Linked DNA regions of Homo sapiens: all the other regions are linked to region 3. The links are chromatin loops, found by intact Hi-C in ENCODE. Cell type or tissue: mammary epithelial cell. All regions are shown on one strand.

Region 1 (8,000 bases), 270 kb after region 3:
GGGGTGAAGAGAAAATTTTCCTTGGAGTGTTTAGGGAGATTGGGGATGTTGGCCAGAGGGCTTTATTAGACTAACACTGGCATAGCTCAAAGTCTATTTGTATACATAGAAACAGATTCATGGATATGTGTGTTTTACCCACCTTGAACCAGAAAGAGCTTCAGGAAACCACACAGCTGTGTCCTGAGGAGACACTTGTGAGAAAGATTCTGGTTTGAAAAGTCATCTTCCTGAGACAGGGACTAGAGAGGCTGTTTTTTTCCAATCAGAATGAGGCCCAAAGGAGGCAGGTTTGGGCCCAGCCCGGGTGGGAGCTGGGATAGCCTCCGTCCCTGGCTGTGAGCCCCTGGCTCTGAGCAGCTGGCCTGCAGGGTGGGAAGGGCATGGCCAGCCTGGGCCACTGTGGGGCGGGCAGGGGGATCAGGACTGAGGACAGACTGGGGCAGGGGAGGGGATGGGGGACGGACGGGGTCAGACATTTTGACGGGCCTGCTTCTTCCTGGGGCAGGGCAGCAGTTGGGCTGGGGCCCACCCACCACCCACTGCAGGCTGAAATGTGGCTCAGGAGCCTCCAGTTACTGCAGCCAGTGGAGCTATTTCCTGGGAGGGCTGCATCCAGCGTCAGAGCCCCCAGGGCTGGCTGGTTTCCTCGAGTGGTGTCATCAGCCTGCAGGATCAAGGCCTCTGTTTCGAGATGCACATAGTCAGCTTAGGTGTGTGTCTAGTAGGAATATGAATAATGCCAGACTTGGGCCACTTCTGGTGGTCACTGCAGGAGCTGGCAGCACTGGGCACCTTGATGGAGTGGTGCTGGGGGCCTGCTGAGAAGGTGGGGGAGGGTGGACATTGCCTGTAGTTGAAGCCAGGCCTGGCCAGGGGTCTCCACCTCCTTAGAACCCCAGCCTCAGTAGCCAGGAAGCATTACTGGGAGGTGCCTGCCTGGGCTCTGCTCTCAGATTCTTCCTTTCTTGAACCTGGAGCCCAGTGGTCAGTGCCTGGCACCTCCACTGCCCTGTCCCAATGCAGAGGAGCAGGTTAGATTGGTTTCAGACCTGAGAGCTGTCTCTGGGGCTCCAGGTACCCCTTAGGCCATCCTGTTGTGGTTTCTCTACCCCTGAAACCCCGCCACCCCAGCCCTGCCACCCCAGCCTTGGGGCAGCATAAGCCAATCATGGGGTTCAGAACAGGGGTTCCGGGCTGGACCTCAGTGGCTCCAGGTAAAATCAGGCATATAGACAGGAAGTATTGACTTTGGCGTTGTCCAAGGGGCAGCCCCAATCTCCAGAGCTTTCAACACCCAGACTCCTCAATCGCTTTGAGCTCCCAAAGTCCTGAATTCCCAATGTCAAGGGTGCCAGAGCACCCAACACTGTAGAGGACCCAAAACCCAGAGCCCCCAGTGCCAAATTCCAGGGGGCCTGGGGTACCCAACATCCAGAGCACCCAATGTTCATAACATTCCATTTTCAGAGTGCCAGTGTTCCAATTCACTGCACCTGGAGGGAGGGAGTGGGGTCCCTGCATAACCAGGGTCCCTACATAACCGAGGTCCCTTCAGTGACCTATTATCTGAGGAGTGGCCATGACTGAAGTTGGGGCTGGGGTGGTGCTGGCAGTTGTAGTTCTTCCTCGATGCTCCCATCCTGGGTCTGGAGAGGTCGAGCAGGCTTGCAGGTGGGATGGCGTTCCCTCTGGCCTCAGCCCAGCCTGGTCACAGGCCCTGTGGCACTGAATGTCCATTTATTCACTCACCAAATATTAGTGCGCATCTGCCATGTGCTGGGAATTGAGCTCCTCTCTGGGAGTACAACCGTGAGAGAGAAGGGGTTCCTGTTCTCCCAGATGGGACAGGTGACATTGTGCCTGTGCTGGTATGTCCGTGTGGTTCAGCCATCTGTGGCCCACGTGTAGCTGTGGGCATGGCTATGAGAATGAATGGCTGTGAGTGTGATGGTGTTGGCGTGAGGCTGTGCCTGCAGCCCACATCAGCAAGTTAATGTGTGTGACTATTATGGTGGGTCTGGCTGTGTCCGTCTGTCTGGCCATCCTAATAATCTCTCTTTGCCTCACTGCTATTTCAAGGATTGGAAGTAAGGCCCCCCTTCCCCTCAGACCCGAGGTACTGAGGGTCAGGCCTCACTGTAGGGAGGAACAGGCTGGTTCCTGAGCTAGAGACTGACCCCAGAGCTGCCCTGCTGCAGGGCTAAAGATTTCTCCTACTGCTCCTGCCCCTGCTGGACCCAGAGCCTCTTTGGATTGGGAAGACAGGAAGAGGGGTGGCTATAAGCCGAGCAGTCGACACCAAAAATAGCCATCTGCCCTGGGGAGGATCCTCTGGCACCACTCTCTCCTCCAGTCCAGCCCAACCCGGCCCACTGACTTGGAGCCTCAGTAGGGCTCCTGTCTGACTCCACTTCCCCAACTCTTATCTGAGTAACCCTCTCAGACTCAAAGGAGGGACACAGCAATGATGTCACTACAAATTATGGCATCATAAAGAGCTCTGGCAGCATCACAAGGAGTGACCCCAGACCGCGGGCGGGGCTCCATCTGCTGGTAGCTCCCCAGCAGGGATGGCAGGGCTGGATAAGCCCTGCGTGGGGCCCTGCCTTATCTGTCCCCCACACATATGTGATAAGCCTCTTACCATGGGCTGGCCCAGGGAGCAGGTGGGGAGCAGGCCGGAAGAGGGGAAAGGCCAGCTGGGGCTGGCTGAACTCCAGGGAAGAAAGCCAGGGTCAGGGAGTCCTGGCAGAACCCCAGCAAGGGGAGATGCAGGGTCACTGTTGGGGGCAGTGTGGAGCTGTGGTTAGGGCCATGGATTCTGAAGCCAGGCTGCCTGCATTTGTATTCCAGGTCTCCACTTAATGGCTATGTAAGCAGACCTCAGCTTCCTCAATATTCCTCACCAGGAATACTATTAATATTAGCAGTGACTATCAACCACGGTATTGTTGTGGGGATTAAAGGATTTAATGTGTGTGAAATCGGCACAGAAGAGGGCCTGGCTCACAGAAAGCCCTCATCCATCCTCCTTCCTAGATCTGATCTTCCCTGGGAGCTGCCCACCATACCCAACAGCCCACTTGTGTGGCCGGGGCCTAGGTGGGGTTCCCAAAAGCTGCCCAGCCCCACACACATCCCACACCTACCCTGTCTGTAATCACCCTGAAACTCCCCAGGAATCCTGGCCTTTTCAGCATATTTTCTTCCAGCAATCTCCCCAGACACATTGTGGCCCTGGTGCCCTCTGGTGACAAAAGCCATACATGGCAGTTACAGCTGCATCCCCAGCACACATTGGGCCAGACAAGGTGCTGCCCCTTGTCTGATTATTTTGTGTCATCACATCAAGTTTTCAAAGTAGGAATTTTCTGTGTTTTCTAGAATGAGAGCTCAGGCAGGTTAACTAATTTGCTGCAGGTTATAGAACTAATAAGTGGTAGAACGTGAACTTGGATTCAGGTTGGCCTGTGTCCAAAACGTGAACTTGAATTCAGGTTGGCCTGTGTCCAAAAGCTATTATTTCACCCCATGCACAATATACTAGGGGGGATGTGCTGGCATGGCCACGGGGCCCAGTAGATGTTTTACATTATGAGCCATTCTCCTAGTTTGAGTATATCTATAGTTGAGTGTATGGCCATTGAGATTCTCCATCTGTGAATATAGAGCAGTGTGACCTGGTTTTGAGCACAATAAGGTTGGGTGTTGGCTTTTTTGTGGCTCTGTTGTGGCTGTATGATTGGATTGTGTGAGTGCAACCATGGCTGGGCTTGTTGTGAGAGATTAGCCATGGTGTGTGGGGCTGGCCTGACTCTGTGTGTGTGTGTGTGTGTGTGTGTGTGTGTGTCGGTATGACTGTATTGTGGAGGGGTGTATAGCCAGTGGGATTGTGTGGGGAAAGGTGACGAAGGGCCCTGAGTTCCCAGCGCCACTTGCCTTTTTGGTCCCAGGCCTGCATCTGCTCACCATGACTGCATGATGGATGGCTTCACATGCCAAACACGCTCCCAGGGGCCTACTCGGGTTCTCCTTCCCCCAACCCCCCTTTTATTTTTCGAGGAAGTAAAGCAAATAGTACCACAGATGGAGTTGGTCTTCCTTTTTTCCATGGGATATTTGTGAAAGCATTTTACATGCCTTTGAGTGATATCGAAAAAGAAGTGTCATTTTTAAAAAGTCAATGTGACTATTCTAATTAATTTGAACATCAGTTCTCAGGGTGTTGATTGCAGATCCCTGGGAATCTTTAAGACTCTTACAGGGAATACACAAGGCAAAAGCTATTTTCCTAACAATACTAAATTGTTATTTGCCACTTTCAATTTATCGATATTTGCACATGATGTAAGAGCAACGGTGGGTGAAACTGTTGGCACCTAAGCATGAATCAAGGCATGGCACCCAACTGTACCAGTAATCTTTGTATTCTTCTCCACCATGGTGCATGACTAGTAACAATAGGAGGGAAAAAAGGGCCAGTTTTGCCTTATTTATTTATTTATTTATTTTTATTTTTGGGATGGAGTCTCACTTCATCACCCAGGCTTGAGTGCAGTGACACGATCTAAGCTCACTGCAACCTCCACTTCCCGGGTTCATGTGATTCTCCTGCCTCAGCCTCCCAAGTAGCTGAGATTACAGGGGCACACCACCACGCCTGGCTAATTTTTGTATTTTTAGTAGAGACAGGATTTCACTCTGTTGGCCAGGCTGGTCTTGAACTCCTGACTTCAAGTGATCCACCCACCTGGAACTCCCAAAGTGCTGGGATTACAGGAGTGAGCTACCATGCCCAGCCTCAATTTTGCTTTAAAAGTCCTTGGTGAAGCAGTACAATTATTATTATTATTATTTTTTTAAAGGCATCTGTTTTTTGTTTGTTTGTTTTATACTTTAAGTTCTAGGGTACATGTGCACAACATGCAGGTTTGTTACATAGGTATACATGTACCATGTTTGTTTGCTGCACCCATTAACTCGTCATTTACATTGAGTATTTCTTCTAATGCAATCCCTCCTCCAGTTTCCCACCCCACGACAGGCCCCAGTGTGTGATGTTCCCCTCCCTGTGTCCAAGTGTTCTCATTGTTCAGTTCCCACCTATGAGTGAGAACATGCAGTGTTTGGTTTTCTGTCCTTGTGAAGCAGTAAAATTATTGTTTTGTGGTTTCATGTATCAGTAGTTATTTTATTTTTATTATGGATTGGTATTTCATCATACAGATAGATAATTTGCTTAAATATTTACATGTTGATGGACATTTAGGCTGTTTTCCGTTTCTTGGTATTATGAATAAAATTGGTATGCACATTCATGTGCAGATCTCTGTGTGGACGCATATTGTCATCTCTCTTGAATTAATACTTTGGAGTGGGATTGTTGGAGCATATGACAGGTACTTTTATAAGAAATTTCCAGTTTCCCAAAGTGGCTGTACTATTTTGCATTCTGATCAGCAATTTTGAGACTTCTAGTTGCTCTACATTCTCACCAACATTTGGCATTATCAACCTTTTAAACTTTAGCAATGGTAATAAGTGTACTGTGGTATCTTATTGTGGTTTTAATATGCAATTTCCTGATGATTAATGATTTGAGCATCTTTTCATGGACTTTTTGCCATTCATGTATCTTCCCTAGTGAAGTATTCATTCAAATCTTTTGACTGTTTTTTTTTTTAATTAAAATTCTTTTTGAGACAGGGTCTCACTCTGTCCTTTAGGATGGAGTGCAGTGGCATGAGGCTCACTGCAGCCTTGACCTCCTGGGTTCAAGCCATCCTCCCACCTTAGCCTCCTGAGTAGTTGGGACTACAGGCCTACACCACCATGCCTGGCTAATTTGTTTATTTTTTATAGAGACAAGGTCTCACTATGTTATCCAGGCAGGTCTTGAACTCCTGGGCTCAAGCGATCCTCCCACCTCCCAAAGTGCTGGGATTGTAGGCATGAATCACCACGACTGGCCTTTTTGACCATTTTAAAAATGAGTTTGCATTATTGTCACTGAGTTGTAAGAGCACAAATATTTTCACAGTCTGTTTCTTATCTTTTCATTTTCTTAACAGTGCCTTTCAAAGAATAGAAGTTTTTCATTTTGATGAAAATCAATTATTTTTTCTTTTATAGTTTGTACATTTTGAGTCCTATCTAAGAAAATATTTACCCAACTCAGGGCCCTCAAAGATTCACTCTATGTTTTTGTCTAGAAGTTTTATAACTGTAGCTATTACTTTAGTTCTATGATCCATTTTGCTTTATTAAATTGTGCAAAGGAAGGAGTTGAGCTTTGTTTGTCTTTGTGTCTGTTTTGATTATGGATTTCCAATTGTTCCAGCACTATTTGTTGAAAATACTGTCCTTTTTCTATTGAATTAACTTGCGATCTTTGTCAACAGTCAATGGATCATGAAGATGGAGGTGGTGGCTCATGCCTGTTAATCCCCACACTATGAGAGGCTGAGGCAGGAGGATCACTTGGGGCCAGTAGTTTGAGACCAGCCTGGGCAACATGGCAAGACTCCATCTCTACAAAAAAATGCAAAAAGAAATCAGTGGACCATGTATGTACACATCTATTTTGGATTCATGCCTGTAAGATACTGAGCGTCGACCAGGCGCAGTGGCTCACAACTGTAATCCCAGCACTTTGGGAGGCTGAGATGGGTGGATCACCTGAGCTCGGGAGTTCGAGACCAGCCTGAACAACATGGAGAAACCCCATCTCTACTAAAAATACAAAATTAGCTGGGCATGGTGGCGCATGCCTGTAATCCCAGCTACTCGGGAGGCTGAGGCAGGAGAATCGCTTGAACCTGGGAGGCAGGAATTGCAGTGAGCTGAGATTGAGCCATTGCACTCCAACCTGGACAACAAGAGTGAAACTCCGTCTCAAAAAAAATAAAATAAATAAAAGATACTGAGCATCTTTTGATCTATATGTCTTTATGCCAATACTACACTGTACTGATTATTTTATATTGTCTAAAAGAAGCAGTAACATTATTAACTTTATTGTCTTAACCCTTGAATATATGTCTTTGAAATATTTTGTGTGACAAAATGGGAAGTATGCTTATCTCAAGGAAAAGCACTTACGCAATTGAATTGTGAACTGAATGCACCAAACACCAGTTTTACTTAAAAGAACAAATGACAAACTATAGTTATCAGACTTGGGTCTTTGGCATACTTTTTCTCAAAGGTGAATCAAGTGAGCCTATCAATTCAAGGGAAAAAAAATTAGTGTTTGTTGCCAGTGAAAAAATTAGCGTCTTCAAGTGAAAATTAGGATTTGAAAAACTTATATCTACTTACAGTGAGTTTGAAAGCTTTCAATTCTAATGAGACCAGTGATAGCATTAATGAGTGTGCTCTTTAAAAAATATTGTATAATGAAATGTGTCAACATTTGGGAGATCTGCATAACTCAGTGAACCAATATTTTCCAAATGACCAATACATGATGTTACAAAATCATGCATGAGTAAAAGAGCTATTCAAAGTGCAAGACAGACCAGTGGAGTGTAACGTTAACAGAGTATGAAACGTTCACGTAGTAACTAACTTTTAAGAAACTACCACCTCGAGTTTTGGTATGGAAGAAAGAAGAATTTACTGAAAAGGCTATTAAAATACTTCTCTCTTTCCCAACTACATACTTTATGAAGCTCAGTTTTCATCACATATTTTAACCAAAGCAACCCATTGCAACAGATTGAATGCAGAAGCAGCTGAGAATCTAGCTGTCTTCTACAAGCCAGACAGTAAAGAGATTTGCAAAAGTGTAAAACGATGCCACTGTTCTCACTAACATTTTTGTTTTAGAAAATATACAGCTCTCTGGCTGGGCGTAGTGTCTCACGCCTGTAATCCCAGCACTTTGGGAGGTAGAGACGGGTGGATCACCTGAGATCAGGAGTTCTAGACCAGCCTGGCCAACATGGTGAAACCCCGTCTCTACTAAAAATGCAAAAATTAGCCAGGCATGGTGG
Region 2 (8,000 bases), 540 kb before region 3:
GGCGAGGAAGGCAAAGCTCAGGGGAGAGAGGGTCCCTAGCTTCTCAGGACGCATTTCTTTAACTTGATGGGGGAACCAGCCGTCAGTGAAGTGCCTGTTGTGTGCTTGGCACTGGGCTAATCGCTGTCAACACATCACTTTCAGCTCTGCCAACAACCCAGGGGGCCTGAGAACCCAGTGTTATGGTTCGGGAAGCTGAACTCCAAGAGGCTGGGTATCTTGCCCAGGGTCACACACTTCAATAGGTGACAGGCTGCAATAAGAACCGAGTCAGCTGACTCCACTGCTCCAGGCATCCTTGGAGGCGCTTCCCCATGGGCTGGGGACAGCTCACTTGCCGCACTGACCACATGGTCCCCCTGTCGCAGAGGGACTCTCCTGGGATTGACCCTGTCCAGGAGGCTGCCTCCACTTTTGGGATGCCTTTCTTACAAAACACTCAGACGTCAGAGACATCACATTCTGTGGGGCAGATACCTCAATACCCAGTATGTAGTATCATCCTCCTGAGCACATCCAGATTCCGTGCCCTCCTCTCCATCTCCCCTGCCACTACGGCCCAAGGCAGGTGGAATTCTCCAAGGGCCAAGGACGTGGGCTTCAGTGTTAGGGAACTAGGTCTGGCACAGGTTCCATTTATTGACCATTGCACCTCGAGCAACTTCTCTAAGCCTTCATTTTCTCACCTATAAAATGGGGATGATAACCACCTCAAGGGGTCTTGTAAGGATCACATAGGATCATGGGATCATGCCTGGATGTCATTTCTGCATGTGAGTGTCGGTGTACATATCCAGGGTTTTGTTTGTTTGTTTGTTTGTTTGTTTGTTTGTTTGTTTTTAGGGAAGATCCAAAGCTCTGTTCAGATTCTCAAAGGGGGCTTTGACAAGAAAGAGACAAAGGCCTCCTCACCTAGAAAGTGGCAACAGCCTCCTAAGCAGTCTAATGGCCTCACTTCCCATCTCCCACCACCATGGACTGGCAGGGTACAGGTGCAATGCTGCCACTCTCCTGCTCAAAGCCCTCACAGCTCCCCATTGCTACAGCAGGGGTCAGCACGCTCTTTCTGTAAAGACCTAGGTAGTAAATATTTTTGGCTTTGGAGGCCATGTGGTCTGTCTCAACGAATCAACACCGCTGCTGTAGTGTGAAACCACCCATAAACAAAACATTAGTCAATTAACTTGGCTGTGTTCCAATAAAGTTTTACAGAAATAGACAGCAGGCCCAATGTGGCCCACAGGCTGGAGTTTGCCAACCCCTGGCCTAGGAGATAAATTCTGAACTCTTTCCCCCAACATGAAGACCCTCACCTCCCTCCTCTATTTCCCCAGCCTCACCTCTCACTTCCCCCATGAACCACCGCTTGGCTCTCAAGCCAGTCATTCTCAGCACCCTCAATATATACTTTGCCTTCTGTGCTTTACAACATTTATCACATTTTAGGCTTAGATTTGCTTCTGTGTCTTCTTTCCCAACTAGTGTTTTCTTTTAAGGGCAAGGGACTGTGTTGTATTTATATTTGGAAACCCAATACTTGACAAAAGATCTTCATTCAGTAAATGTTTGATGGATGGATATACTTATGTTCTGATTACTATCACCGTGCAACAAATTAACCTTAAAACTTACTGATTGAGGCCAGGTGTGGTGGCTCACGCCTGTAATCCCAGCACTTTGGGAGGCAGAGGCAGGTGGATCACTTGAGGTCAGGAGTTCGAGACCAGCCTGGCCAACATGGTGAAACCCCATCTCTACCAAAAATATAAAAATTAGCCAGGAGTGGTGGCACATGCCTGTAATCCAAGCTACTCTGGAGGCTGAGGCAGGAGAATCGCTTGAACTTGAGAAGCAGAGGTTGCAGTGAGCCAAGATCGTGCCACTGCGCTCTAGCCTGGGTGACAAAGTGAGACCCATCTCAAAAAGAAAAACTAAGTGATTGAAAGCAACTATTTTATTCTGCTTACAGGTGCTACAGATCTGGAATCTGGACAGGGTACAAAAGGATGGCTTATCTCTGTCCCCGATGTCTGGGGCCTCAGCTGGGAATACTGGGGGTGACTCAAAACAGCTGGAGGCTGGAAGATCAACATCCAATGTGGCTTCTTCAGTCACATGTCTGGCACCTTGGCAGGGGTGTCTGGGAGGCTAGGCTCAGCTGGGTCTTTTGATCAGAGCCCCTAATGTGCCCACCAGCCTGGATGTCTCAGTGTAGTTGGACTTCTTACATAGCAGATGCCCTCCCCCAATGCAGGTGTCCCAAGAGAGCCAGATAAAAGCTGCTTGGCCTTTTTTGGCCTAGCCTTGGAAGCCACACAGTCTCCCTTCTGCTGCATTATTTGGGTTACGAACAAGTCACAAGTCAAGGCAAATGCAAGGGAAGGGGATTCGCTTCCACCTCCTGATGGAGAAGCAGCAAGGTCACGCTGTAGAACAGCTGGAGTGTGGGGCGGGAGATGCTGTGGGGGCCATCGTTGGAAAATACCGCTGTTCACAACCTAATATGAATGAGTGAGTGAATGCATGAGAGTCCTTGTACAGAGGCTGAGGGGTCTGTGCTGTAGCCCCATGGGGGGAGTGCCAGCCTCTGTACTGACGAAGGGAGGAGAGGAGTCTCCTGGTTGACCTCTTCAACCAGGAGAGTCACAGGCTTCGTGCTCTTTTGCCCTAAAGGGCTGCAGTATACCAGGGCCTTACAATATCTCTCACTTCTCTCTCATCTCACCCCCAGGAGAAGCGAATTTATGATCTGAAAAAGAAAAATCAAGAACTAGGGAAATTCAAGTTTGTGCTTGACTACAAAATAAAGGAGCTGAAGAAGCAAATAGAACCTCGAGAGAATGAGATCAGGGTGATGAAGGAACAGATTCAGGAGGTAAGAAGCCATTTGCAACACTCTGGCCTCTCAGACCCTCTGTCTCTTCTTCCACAATTGGCTAGCTGGCCTCAGGGACTGAGGAGAAGCTCTTCTCACAGTCCTCTCTGCTCCCAAGGTGTGTGCAGCCTCCAGTCCACAGGGGTGCAACAGGGAAGGCCGTGGCCCCGCTGCAGGCTCAGCTGACCGAAAGCAAATCGCTTGGGAGTTAACTTGCCACGGGACCTGGAGATGGGCTTTGGCCCTACCCGTGCCTCAGTGTGCGGTGTACTGTGCCCTCCTAAGGGAGATGCAGCTATTGGGCATTTGGCCACCAGAGGGCAGTGTGTACTCAGCCAACAGGCTATCCTTCTAGTTCAGCATTTTTTTCTCAAACTGGAAATGTTGGTTGAGACCCCAGGTGAGGCCATGGTGTTTGGACTTCATCTGATAAGGAATGAGAAGTCATCAGAGGCTCTTGAGCAGAAGAGTGGCATAATTAAGAATATGTTCTGGGAAGCAAACAGGATGAAGGTAGAGAGGCGAGATTAGAAGCAGGATCAACTGGACAAGGGTTTCTGAGAATCCTGTGAGGTCCCCCATGCCCCCCACCACACGCCACCTTTCCCTGCAACGTGTGTTGCCCCATCAGCCTCCCCTGCTGGGCTGACAGTGGCGTCCATGTTGATCTAAAACCGAATTCTTGATTTTTCTCTCCCCCTTCCTCCAGTTTTCCCTCTCTCAGTTAGTGGTCTATGATCCACCCAGTTACTTAATGCAGAAATGCAGAAGTCTTTCTTGATTCTTCACTTCTCTTAACTCCTTATCCAAATCATCACCAACATCTGTCTGATCAATTTCCAAAACATATCTCACATCAAACCCTCCTTTCCCGCTGCTGCTATCACCCTGGTACAAGCAGCCACCATCTCTTATCTGGACTGGACTCCAGCCTCCAGTCTGGTCTCCACATAGAGGCCTGAGTGAACTCCCCAGTGGGGTCCCATCCCACCTACAGTAAAATCCAAAGTCCCAGTCAGGCCCACAAGGTCCTGCGTGATCCAGCCTCTCCCTGCCTCTCCAGCCTCCTCTCACAGCTCCCCCTCCCTGCTCCAGCCCACTGACTTTCTGACAGTTCCTGTAAGTCACGCTTTTCCATCTCAGGACCTCTGCAGTGCTGCTGCCTCTGCCTGGAAGGCTCTTCCCCCAGATCGCCACATGGCTGGCTTCTTTGCATCTTTCAGGTCTCAGCCTATATGCCTTCCCTGACCGCCCTAGACAAAATAGGCTTCTGCTCCCTCCTCCATCTTCTCTAATTGTTTGTGCTGAGCCGGGATAACAGATACAAGGGTGTCAGACAGCACTGATGACCCAACTAGAAGTGCCAGAGCCATGGGGGTGCCAGTCTGCCCGGTGACGCCTGTACTCTGGTAAGCCCAGTAAAGAGCCAGGTGGAGATCAGTCCAGGGCCAGGGGGCCCAGAGAGGGTATGTCCTTGTGACAATGACTTTTTCCCTGGCTTCTGGGATGAGAAAGGATGCCCCCAGCTGACCACAGACCTGCCTCCGCTGGGCCTCCTACCATTCTTGAGTGCTTTCAGGGCCCCAAAATGGCAGCTGTCGTCCTTTCGGGGTGCTATAACAAAATACTTTAGAAGGGATAATTTATGGCCAACAGAAATGTATTGCTGAAAGTACTGGAAGCTGGAAAGTCTAAGACCAAGGCTCCAGCAGATTTGGTGTCCAGGCCTGTTCCTCATAGATGGCACCTGCTATGTGTCCTCATGTGATGGGAGGGCAAAAGGGGGCAAACAAGCTCCCTCCAGCCTCTCGTACAAGGGCACAAATCCCATTTGTGAGGGCTCTGCCCTCGTGACCTGATCACCTCCCAAAGACCTGACCTCCTAATCCCATCACTTTGGGGGTTAGGTTTCACCATTGGAATTTGGGGTGGAGGGCACCAACGTTCATCAGACCATAGCAGCCTGAGAAGATGAGAGGAAGAGCAGAGGCCCCACCCACCTGGAGGGCCAGCACACCACAGGCCCCTGGAAATCACTGCCCCCTTTCTCCTTCCTCATTTGACACATTTGTCAGCTGCATTTCAGGTCGGGTCCGTTGTTTGCTAATGGTCAGCTTACTTTCCCCACCAGCACACCTGGGGGGACCATTCATCTTCTCTGGCAGTAACAGGGGCCAACCGTGGCCTTGATGCTCAGCAGGGAATACACTTGCACCTTGGGAGTGATTCCAGCAGGATCCCTCCTACCTCCTTTCGCTGGTGCCAGTTGCTGTCAGGACTGATACCTGGGCCTGGGTGCTTCTGGGAGCCTCTGACCTTGGGGCTTCCCTCTGGGGGTCATAGACACCTTTGGTTCATGCACTGTGGATCTCCTGTAAAGGTCTTTTTCTCCCAGGAAGGAAGCCTCAAGCCCTTGGCTCATTTGTAGAGCTGCAACTTCTAATAACACTTCCTGATTCAGGTACCCGCCCTCACATACTCTTTTTCCAACTTGGCTCTGATGATCCAAGGGTCCCTTTGCCCTGCCTAGGGGAGAGGTTTCCCGAGGCTTGTCGTTTTAGTTTACACTCATTTACTAGGGCAGGGTTTCTCAAGCTCAGCACTACTACTATTTTGAGGTAGGTAATTCTCTGTCATGGAGGGTCTGTCCTGTATATTGTAGGATGTTTAGCAGCGTCCCTGGTCCCTACCTGCTAGATCCCAAAAACACCCCCTATCCAGGATGTTAAAACTAAAAAATGCCTTCAGACCTTGCCAGAGGTCCCCTGGGGGGTGCAAAATGCTTTCTACCCTCCTGCCTGAGCCCCATTGAGAATCTCTGAGTGTGATGAAAAACACATGGAAAAGTAGATGGATTTTCCACACTGGGAAAAGATGCTTGTTTCCACATAAGGGGCTAGGCTTCTGGCTGTCCAGCCAGCTACTCAAATTTGACCTATTTCCCAATTTTTCTATAAACAGATTATTTTTATTCTCAGAGTAGTATGAGTCTTTGCCTGGGGGAAAAAATGAACAGAAGTAAACAATATACTCCTGTATGCCCTCTCTGCTAACCTCATCTGTCACTGCTGGCCTGAGATTTAGAGAATGAGGCACTCAGACATGATCTTCGGGAGCCCCGCAAACAGAAGCCCCCTTTCTCTCTTCCAGCTGCCATTGCCTTGGCCTAGGACGCTATCATCTGCCTCCTCAGCCAAACTGGCAGCCTCCTGACTGGTCTGCCTGGCCCCCGTCTTGCTCTTTTCAGCAGAACCTCTGCATCAGGCCCTCTAAGATGCAAATTACATCATTCCACTCCTGGTCTAAGCCTTCAGTGGCTCTCTGAGCTTTCAGGATAAAGGCAAACTTCTCACCATTTGAGCCTCTGCCCTTGGATCCTGCATGACCTAGCTCAGCCAGCCTCTTCTCCCTCCCCTCTCCCCCCTCTTCAAATCCCTGCTCCTGCAGCCACCCTAAGCCACTTGCAGCCTGCAGAGATGCGCCAGGCTGCCCATGCCTCTGGTCCTCTCTGTGTGCAGGCTGTTCTGTCTGCCTGGAATTCTTTCCCCTTTTGTCCTCTAATACTTATTCTTCCTCCCAAATCCAGTGGACGCATCCCATCTTTTTGGGTGCTGCCTGCTCACCTCCTCTGTGTACACACAGTGCTTTCTGCCTTAACTGCAGTGTTTATCCTACTCCACCTGAATTTCTGATTTACTTCTTTCTTATCCTTGCAGACCTGAGGCCTCTTGAAGGCAGAAACTACTTCTTAATCAGCCTTAGATCTCTAAGTCTACAACAAGCTGGGCGGCCCTTTCTAATGGGCACATTCTTTAGCTGTGCAAATACCCACACTCAATGTGTATCCCCTACAAGGTGGTTCTATATAACTCTGCCAACACTGCCTTCTTATCTTGTCATTCCTCTTCCAGAAGCAGGGTGTTTCAGGCTCTTTTCGTGTCCCTCACTATTGCTCTCCTTTGTCCACCACACTTGCCATTATTCGTTCATTCATCAAATATTTGAGTGCCACCTTTATGCCAGGCTTTGGGTCAGAGGGCTATTCTGTCTATACAAAATGCTTCCAGTAATGAGGAAAACCTTCTAAAAGCTGCCCTTTTGTGTCTAGAACATGGATGTGTTCATTAGGGCCTCCTGGCACCCCCCAGAAGGTTACCAAGAGCCTTGAAATTTGACCAAAGGGCCTGGGATAGACTAGAGGGGGAGGGTCTACTCTACCTAGCCGTGAAAAAATCCAGTGAATGATCCCATTCTCCCAAAACAGTCAGCAAACCTCCCTCTTATCAGAAATACTAGTGTCCACCAGATATAGTCCATAAGTCATTAGGAGTTAGGTCAATGAAAGCTCATGCACAGCTAGTCTCATCCTAATTGGACACTCCAGTTGTCATTCCCATGACTTTGGTTAATATAAATGCAAAAATGAATTTTTAAAAAATCTTTCAGCCCGGGCGCAGTGGCTCATGCCTGTAATCCCAGCACTTTGGGAAGGCGAGGTGGGCAGATCACTTGAGGTCAGGAGTTCAAGACCAGCCTGGACAACATGGTGAAACCCTGTCTCTCCTAAAAATACAAAAAAAAAAAAAAAAAAATTAGTTGGGCATGGTGGCAATTGCCTGTAATCCCAGCTACTCGGGAGGCTGAGGCTAGAAAATTGCTTAAACCCGGAGGCGGAGGTTGCAGTGAGCCAAGATAGAGATCGCACCACTGCACTCCAGCCTCGGCAACAGAGCAAGACTCCATCTAAAAAAAATGTATTTCAGAAGCTCACTGGTGGTTTCTTATTTTTCTTGTGAAGACAGGACACTTCTCAGTTGTACTTTTTAAGACCTTTCAACAGAATGATGAGGCTGAGGCCCCTTCTCAGCTTCCCCTTTCCTGTTTTATGCCTTAGATGGGTGGTGCCCACATGTTGGTCCCTCCAAACTTTCTGCTTTAGAATGACCCCATTCTAAAGTGGCCCCAGAGGGTCGAGATTCACTTATACAACTTCAGAAAGCAGGTGAGGAAGGTGCTTCTCTGGGGAACCCTGCCTCAGGTGAGAGTTGAGGTTCTAGTGCTTGGGTGTCACCAATTTATAAGGAATTCAAGAAAATAAAATAATCAGCATGGTTGAAGGAAAGGG
Region 3 (8,000 bases):
AAGGATCACTTGAGGCCAGCCTGAGCAACATAGTGAGAACCCATCTCAAAAAAAATGTGGTGATGAAATGGGAAAAATACGCATAAAACACTACCACTGCACACTGAAGCTTTATTGTTGCCCCAAGGAAAAGCCCTCATGGTATGGATTGTTTGTACTACAAGCTGAACTAGCTGCTCTTTTGGGGGTACCATTTTTACTTGAAAGAAATGATAGACAAAGTATGGTTATTTAGACTGGGTTTTGACAGACCTTTTCTCAAAGATGAATGAAGTAAGCCTGTCACTTCAAGGGAAACCACTGGCAGTATTTTTTTGCAGTGAGAAAACTCTGGCTTTCAAGTGAAGACTAGAATTCTGAAAAACTTACATCTGCTGCCATAAGCCTGACATCTCAATATTTAAACACTTGTCTGATACAGTCAGTAGATATATTAACAAATGAGATTTTTTGATATTTTATAACGAATGTGAAATCATTGGAAGATGTGTATAACTCAGTGAACCCATAATGCGCAAATGACTACTGTTAGGATGTTACAGAATCATGCATGGATAAAAGATCTATTCAGGCCAGGCGCAGTGGCTCACGCCTGTAATCCCAGCACTTTGGGAGGCCAAGGCAGGTGGATCACGAAGTCAGGAGATCGGGACCATCCCGGCTAACACGGTGAAACCCCGTCTCTACTAAAAAATACAAAAAATTAGCCGGGCGTGGTGGTAGGCACCTGTAGTCCCAGCTACTCGGGAGGCTGAGGCAGGAGAATCGCTTGAACTCGGGAGGTGGAGGTTGCAGTGACCTGAGATCATACCACTGCATTCCAGCTTGGGTGACACAGCAAGGCTCCGTCTCAAAAAAAAAAAATGTTGATAGCACTATTATTTCTTGTAGCCAAAAAGTGGAAACAACTCAAATACACAACAGCTGAAGAAGGGATAAATAAAAAAATAAAATGTGGTATATCCAAACGATGGACTGTTCTGCAATAAAGAGGAATGAGATACTGATAATGCTACAATATGGATGAGCCTTGAAAACATTATGCTGAGAGAAAGAAGCAGGCCACAAAGGCCACATATTTAATGGTTTCACTGACATGTCCAAAACAGGCAAATCTATAGAGTCAGAAAGTAGATTAGTGGTTGGAGGGGATAGGAGGATGATATCTAAGGGAAATAGGGTGATTCTTCCTTAACCATTATCTGCCAAGGCCACACTAGGCTGAGCAGTGGAAGAATGTCCCTCCGGGAGCTGGACAGCTTCAGCAGTTCATTTCCTGTTGTTGGGGGTTTTGGGAGCCTGGGAATTCTTGTAAGATTTAATAGTCACAAGCCATTGCAGGCTGGGCTTGGAGTTTATTTGGCTATATATTTCCTTCAAAATTTAAGTAGCTAACTGTAAAAAGATTTTTTTTTTTTTAGATAATTGTGGAAATATGAATGTAGTTTGAGCATTTGATGAAATTAAGAAATTTACCTTGTGTTAATGATATTGTGGTCGTGTAAAGAAATGTCTTTGTGTTTTATAATGTCCAGAAGGATGTATTTAGATATGAAATGACATGGTGTCAGGGACTTGTTTTATAATAATGCAGCCAAAAAAGAGAGAAGGAGAAAGAAAAGGGGGCAAGGGAAGGAAGGAAAAAACAAAGGAAGAAAGGAAGTCAGAAGTAAAATGTTTTAATTGTTGAATCTGTAGGATGGGGTTCATTATACTATTCTCTCTACTTGTGGTTAAAAACTTTCATTAAAAAAAAGTCAGGCTGGGCCGGGCGCGGTGGCTCATGCCTGTAATCCCAGCACTTTGGGAGGCCAAGGTGGGCGGATCACGAGGTCAGGAGATCGAGACCATCCTGGCTAACACAGTGAAACCCAGTCTCTACTAAAAATACAAAAAAATTAGCCGGGCATGGTGGTGGGCGCCTGTAGTCCCAGCTACTCGGGAGGCTGGGGCAGGAGAATAGCGTGAACCCAGGAGGCGGAGCTTGCAGTGAGCCAAGATGGCACCACTGCACTCCAGCCTGGGCAACAGAGCGACACTCTGTCTCAAAAAAAAAAAAAAAAAAAAAAAAAAAAATTCAGGCTGGGCTTGGTGGCTCATACCTGCAATCCCAGCACTTTGGGAGGCCAAGGCAGGAGGTTCACTTGAGCCCAGAAGTTTGAGACCAGACTGGGGAACATAGTGAGACCTCGTCTCTACCGAAAATAAAAATGAAAAATCAGTCGGATGTGGTGGCACGTGCCTATAGTCCCAGCCACTTGGGAGGCTAAGGCAGGAGGATCGCTTGAACCCAGGAGATTGAGGCTCCAGTGAGCCACTGTACTCCAGCCTTAGCAACAGAGCAAGACCCTGTCTCATTAAAAAAAAAAAAAAAAGAAAGAAAAACCAAAAAGTCAAACCAAACCTTTACACAGGTATGTAACCATATCTGTGAAGGTATCAGAGACTTATTTAGTCTCTGATGTTTTACTTATTGGCCTTTGTGCTCTATCCTTCCCTCTAGCCCTTAAATTAATGCATGGCTACTTGGCGAGTAGTCCAGGGTGGGAGACAATACTTTTAATCTTCCCCTTTGAGTTCACTCCAGTTGCCTGGCAAAGAATTCAACTATAGGTTGAAAAGTGTTGGGGGCCACAGTTTTATCTCCTGTGAAGGTTGTTGCTTGGCGGCATCCCCTTAAAACTGCTTCCATTGAGGATATAAACGCTACCATTTATAACAAGAGGACGGGGAAGTTGTCTGTGTGTATCTCCATAGTTATACATACATAAGCATATATATTATATATAGGTTTGCATACATATGCATAAAATAACTGGAAGCATAAAACCCAGAAATAATAACTTTGGTTTCTTTCTGGGAAGAAAACTGATAGCTGGAAGATAAGAGTGGGTGAGACTGCTGGGGAGAGAGGAGATAGGATGAAAGGGGACCAAAAACCAAGTCCTGGGGAAATGATAACCAAGGAGGGGTAAGCAGGAGGAAGGGCACAATGGGAAGAAGCCTGAGAAGGAGCAGCCAGACAGATAGGAGGGAAAACCAACAGAAGAAAAAGTTTCAAGAAGTCGTGCAAAGGCATGTATGTGCCCTTGCCCTTGGACCCAGCATTTCCACTTCTAGGAATTCCCCTACTGGGATTCTTGCACACTTGCAAAATGATATATGCACAAGGTTACCCATCGCAGCACTTTGTTTATTTGCAGCATTGTTTTTAATAGCAAAAATTTGGAAGCAATTAGAATGTTTACCAGTAGAGAACAAGTTAATTAAATCATGGTTCCCCCATCCGGTGAGTACTCTGCACCTGAAGATGAGGAGGCTCTGTATACACTAATATGAAAAGATTTCTGAAATATACTGTTAGGTGTAAAAAAGCAAGGATGGGGAGTTTTCTTTGGGGCTTATAATGTTTTAAACTTTTATCATTGTTGTAAATGGATGTAGCTGGTTGTTATATTCCTTACAATTACGAGATACTGGGTTCTTGGGTTTGTTTTTCTATGAGTTCTAGTATTCTGTTATTCTTTCTAACTTTCTTATTATGAGCAATAGTTGGCATGGAGGAGTGGCGGATCAAATTTTTAGGTTATTAAATAGGCTCCATTTCAAGCCAATCAGCGTTGCCTTCTGCTGTTTTGTGCCTGGCTGCCAAGTGCCTTTATATGGTGTTTCAGCTTTTTAATGGAGCTTTGATATGTAGCAGTCACCCTGAGCCACAAGAGGGCAGAAGAACCTTTTGATTGCCACAGGACAGATTAGCGCTGGAATGACTTCTGGCAAAATCCTGCATGGAGTAGTTCTTCAACTCACTTACTAGACCGTGGGCATCCAAAGGCAGGCCAGTGTCTAAGCCATCAGAGGAGGCAATGGAGGGGTGAGAGGAGAGAGTGTGTGTTTTGGAATCCTCTATATCTGCCTTATGTTCCAGGCTCCCCTGCAAATTACTTAGTGAACTATACTCCTTACAGTGTTAACCTCTCTCAGAGCTTGAATATGCAAGACAGTAGAGGCATTACAACATAGTGGAACATAAGAGTTGAGGCTTTGGAATCCACCCCACCTAACGTTGAGTCCTGGCTATGTGACTTTGGGTCATTTCTTAACTGTCATTTATTCAATGAGATAGTGTGTGTAGAGCTCTTAGCACTGTGTTGTGAACACTCAGAAAGTAACTGCTATAATTACAATAGTACAAGGTATCAGCACAGATGAATAATATTAATAGATCCTTAATAACTTTTATGTAGCTCTGTTATGTATTTAATAATTTATTTGGTTATAAGCAAGGAGGTAATATTTTCCTTAAGACAATTTCAGAGCTCCTTTTCTCAGAGGGGCCCTCAAAATGTCTGTGGTATTTCTTACTTTCTTATAAACAGTCTTTTAATAGTATAGTACATTCTGAATTTTTGCAGAGTCTCAATTTTAAAGGTTCCATCCCACTGTGATTTTGTGTATTTTTGATTGGAAAATATAGTATTTGGGCTATATAATGAGGTAGAGTCGCGCAACACAATATTGCATCGGGATATAGTACCTGTCTCAGGCCGAGATCCAGGGGAAGCAAACTCTGAGATAAAGATTAGGGTGTGAAAAGCTTATTAGGGAGTGGTTATGGAATCAATACTCCTGGAAGGAAAAGAAAGGAAATGAGGAAGAAGGGAAAAGAAAAGGGAAAGATGTGGAGATTGTATAGGGGGAAAAATCGGGCCGTGATTCAGTCTCAGTAAAAGGCCTCAGCCCACCCCATGGGGACTAGGGCTCAGATAATCCATGTTTTCTAAGCCATAGAGTGAGAGAGCTGTGCCTTTACAGCTCCTCCTGACCCGTCATTGGACGAGGGCTGCCCCAGGAAGGGGCATGGCCGTGGGCCAGGCAGCGCTCTTCAGCAGATGCATTCCCTGAAGAGGGCTGACAGTTGAGGCCTTTCTGTCCTTCACCATCCCAGCAGCTGGGGAATAAGCCCTTTAGTTACTGAGTGGCCTCTACAGCTTCCACCATAGTGCCCAAAGGGCTCTCCTGAAAGGGCTGGTAGAGTAATAGAAGACAGCTTTAGACAGAATTGCTTTGAAGCAATACTTAAGAATACTTGTTATTTTTAACTTTAAGAATAAAAATAAAAATAATTTCATTTTTCATTTATCATTTTAGTGTCAGGGTGAACTCTAGTGTAACCAACTACCCCCAAATTTCAGTGGTTTTAACACAATAAAGGTTATTTCTCTCCTGTCACAATCTGGTGCAGTTCTATATTGGTGGGGAGGAATTCTGCTCTACCTAATTCATTTAGGGCCACAGACTTCATCTAGTGACTCCCCCAGGCCCTAGGGCCTGGAGTCCTTCACTGGATTCTCTAAACCAGCTCCCAGAGGAGAAATGGACAGGAACATGGAGAACTGTGCAGGTCTCAGTGAAGAGACCTCTCTCTTCAAGCTTCTCTCTTCAAGCACAGAGAAGTTCATGTGCTTCCCTGCAGCGCACGTTCCACAGATCAGTACTCAGTCGTGTGGTCCCACCTAACTGAGAGGAGGCCACGTAGCCCTCACAGCTACACTGTGATGTTGCTCATACCTGTGTGGTGGCTCCATTTCATCACTATTGGTGAATCAAAGACACTTCTAAAACTGTATGTTTTAGGTTCCCCACACTTAAAATACTTAAATTGCCACCATCATAGTATCATAGTTTTACTTACCTGGGGACATTTTAAAAGGCTGAGGAAAGCTAAACTTTATCAGAGAGAAGGAAAAGAAGGGAGGAATACAGAGCTGAGAATTTAAGGATTCCTTGCTCTGGAAAGGCAAAAAAGGGTAAAACAATTTCATGTGCATGTGTGTGTCTGTGTGTGTCTGTGTGTGTGTGTGTGTGTGTGTGTGTGTGTGCGCGCGCGCGCGCGCGTCCGCGCGTCCGCGTGCGCTTTTTTTTTAGTGGTATAGGAGAAGATTGAGAAGCTTCTGATCCTGCCATGTAGCTGTAAAAACAAGCTCCTCTTTCCCTCAGCCATAACAGGATTGATGTCTTTCACATGGTAACAATGGAGATAGATGTGTGCTGCAGGGAAGCACATGAGCTTCTCTGTGCTTGAAGAAAGAAGCTTGAAGAGACAGGTCTCTTCACTGAGACCAGCACCATTATTCATGTTCCTATTTCTCCTCTAAGAGCTGGAATAAAAAATCCAGTGGAGGAAATTACAAGGAAATAGTCATTCAAATAGCCCTGACAGCTCCTTGCCCGGATTCACATGAATACCACCCAAGTAGCCCTTAAGTCAGAGGAAGAGAGGCCAAGGGAGAGATATCAATGACTTCTTCTGTCAGTCTATGAGGATTACTGCTGACTGACAGCTTGTTACTTACTCAGCTTTATTCCAGGCAGTGTGGGGCATTTAGGAAGAGAGGTGCCTGGGCCTGGGAATTTTAAAGACTGAAAGCTGAGACTCACAGGAAGTAACCAAGGACAAGACAATGAGATGAAGTGTTTCAGAGACAACAAAGAAGTGGCGATTTAAAAAAAAATAAGTAAATAAATAAGAAGTGATGTCAAGGAAAGCTTTGAGGAAGAGATGGGCACTGAAGCAGGGACCTGGCGGTTGGGGTAGGACATGTGGGGACCTGGGAAAGTGCTCTAGCAGACAGAGTACTCGAAATATTTTGTAAGCTTCAGTGAGAGCTGAGAGCGGCTTGTGAGGAATGGTGGGGGGCGGGGAGTAGTGAGACCGAGGATTGCAGAGCAGGGCAGAGTCGATGACAGAAGGCCCTAAGGTGAGGTGTGGAGTTTAGATTTAATGCAGCAGGGCCATTAAAGGCTTCTACCCTTAATGGAAAGACCTGGTGGAAAAGTAGTGTTCTGGACTTTTGTGTGAAGGAAAATTAACAACACAGAGGTCTCTTCTGGAATTTCTGTTGAGCACCTAGAATTTAAAATGGGAGGTTGTGTTCCTTTATTCCCTCAGCAAAATAAGAGGAAGTGACTCTCAAGCCTGGACTTGAAAGATGAATGAATAAGATGAGAAGTGCATTCTAGGCAGTGATAGTAGCATGAATAAAGTGGAGGGGCCTGGAAAAGGGCTGGGAGAGTCTTGTGTGGAATGCAGAGTTTGGATTCTGAGTTAGGCGGAAGCAGCTGATGAAAAGGAGAGAGAGAAATGTGGTCGGATTTGCATTTTAGAAGGCTCACTTTGGCAGCTGTGTGGAGGCTAGATTGCGAGAGAAAGAAAAGAGGTAGGGATACCAATAGCCACAGCACTTCACCACTTGAGGAGTTTCAGGGACGGACAGATGCTTGGAAAGGCCTTGTGGTGGAGGTAACATCTGAGCTGAGTAGGGAGGGCTAGGAGGAGCAGAAAGGCAGAGGGAAGATTATGGATAGAGGCGCAAGAGTGCAAGGCATGGCATGAGTGAAAACCAGGGGAAGATGGATGTGGCTGGCATATAGAGTCTCTGGGGGATGGTACTCCCTGGGCAGGTAGGTAATGAGTCAGGTCACAAAGGTCCTTCTTTATATGTCACAGTGAACAGGGAACAGTTTAGACTTCATCAGGTAAATGAAGGGGAAGCCACAGACCATACCTAAAGCAAGTCTCAACAAGTGTCAGAGGATTGATCACATGCAGAATCAATCCTCTGACCACAGTGAAATTAAGCTAGAAATGAATAACAAAAAGATAACTAGAATATTAAGAAATGAATTTGTAAATAATCATTGGGTCAAAGAAAAAATCATGGGAAGTAGAAAATATTTTGAATTGCATGATACTGAAAATATCAAAACTTGGGTGGGGGGGTAGGGGAAGGATAGCATTAGGAGAAATACCTAATGTAGATGATGGGTTGATGGGTGCAGCAAACCGCCATGGCACGTGTTTACCCATGTAACAAACCTGCACGTTCTGCACATGTATCCCAGAACTTAAAGTATAATTAAAAAAAAAAAAAGAAAATATCAAAACTTGTCAAAACTTGTATGATGCTACTATAACCTATAAGCATAGAGGGAAGTTT

Evidence for each region. A loop is a pair of places that touch in the nucleus more often than their neighbours do. Peaks named below come from ENCODE experiments on the same cell type or tissue, not always from the same donor. Only the 100,000 strongest peaks of a DNase experiment are listed, where the experiment ranks them.
Region 1: a loop joins it to region 3, with 12 times the contacts of the local background. A loop is called at or near these places in 71 of 110 quality-filtered maps.
Region 2: it touches region 3 in a loop (6-fold over the local background); 5 of 110 quality-filtered maps call a loop at or near these places.

What each region holds. Positions count from the first base shown.
Region 1 is chr1:44,033,503-44,041,502 of GRCh38, forward strand. It overlaps LOC107984948 (a long non-coding RNA gene), which reads left to right. Exons shown (of 2, transcript XR_007066054.1): 2 at 6,405-6,934. It overlaps LOC124904168 (a long non-coding RNA gene), which reads right to left and starts at 2,272. Exons shown (of 4, transcript XR_007066055.1): 1 at 2,181-2,272; 2 at 1,753-1,923; 3 at 143-818. RefSeq lists enhancers at 1,209-4,163, 2,547-2,691 and a cis regulatory region at 2,610-2,627. In mammary epithelial cell, a CTCF peak has its summit at 3,261 (motif pointing left); DNase peaks (open chromatin) are centred at 3,249 and 5,599; H3K27ac peaks cover 411 bases.
Region 2 is chr1:43,224,252-43,232,251 of GRCh38, forward strand. CFAP57 (cilia and flagella associated protein 57) reads left to right here. Exons shown (of 23, transcript NM_001378189.1): 18 at 2,732-2,875. The region is part of intron 1 of LOC105378685 (a long non-coding RNA gene); the gene reads right to left. Among named protein-coding and RNA genes, the nearest start is that of TMEM125, 42 kb to the right of the region's middle. In mammary epithelial cell, a CTCF peak has its summit at 3,182 (motif pointing right); no DNase peak of the experiment used is centred here.
Region 3 is chr1:43,759,904-43,767,903 of GRCh38, forward strand. The region is part of intron 2 of ST3GAL3 (ST3 beta-galactoside alpha-2,3-sialyltransferase 3); the gene reads left to right. Among named protein-coding and RNA genes, the nearest start is that of ST3GAL3-AS1, 37 kb to the left of the region's middle. RefSeq lists enhancers at 3,768-3,857, 3,888-3,947, 6,986-7,521. In mammary epithelial cell, a CTCF peak has its summit at 3,720 (motif pointing right); DNase peaks (open chromatin) are centred at 3,708, 7,078 and 7,528; H3K4me3 peaks cover 203 bases; H3K27ac peaks cover 2,609 bases.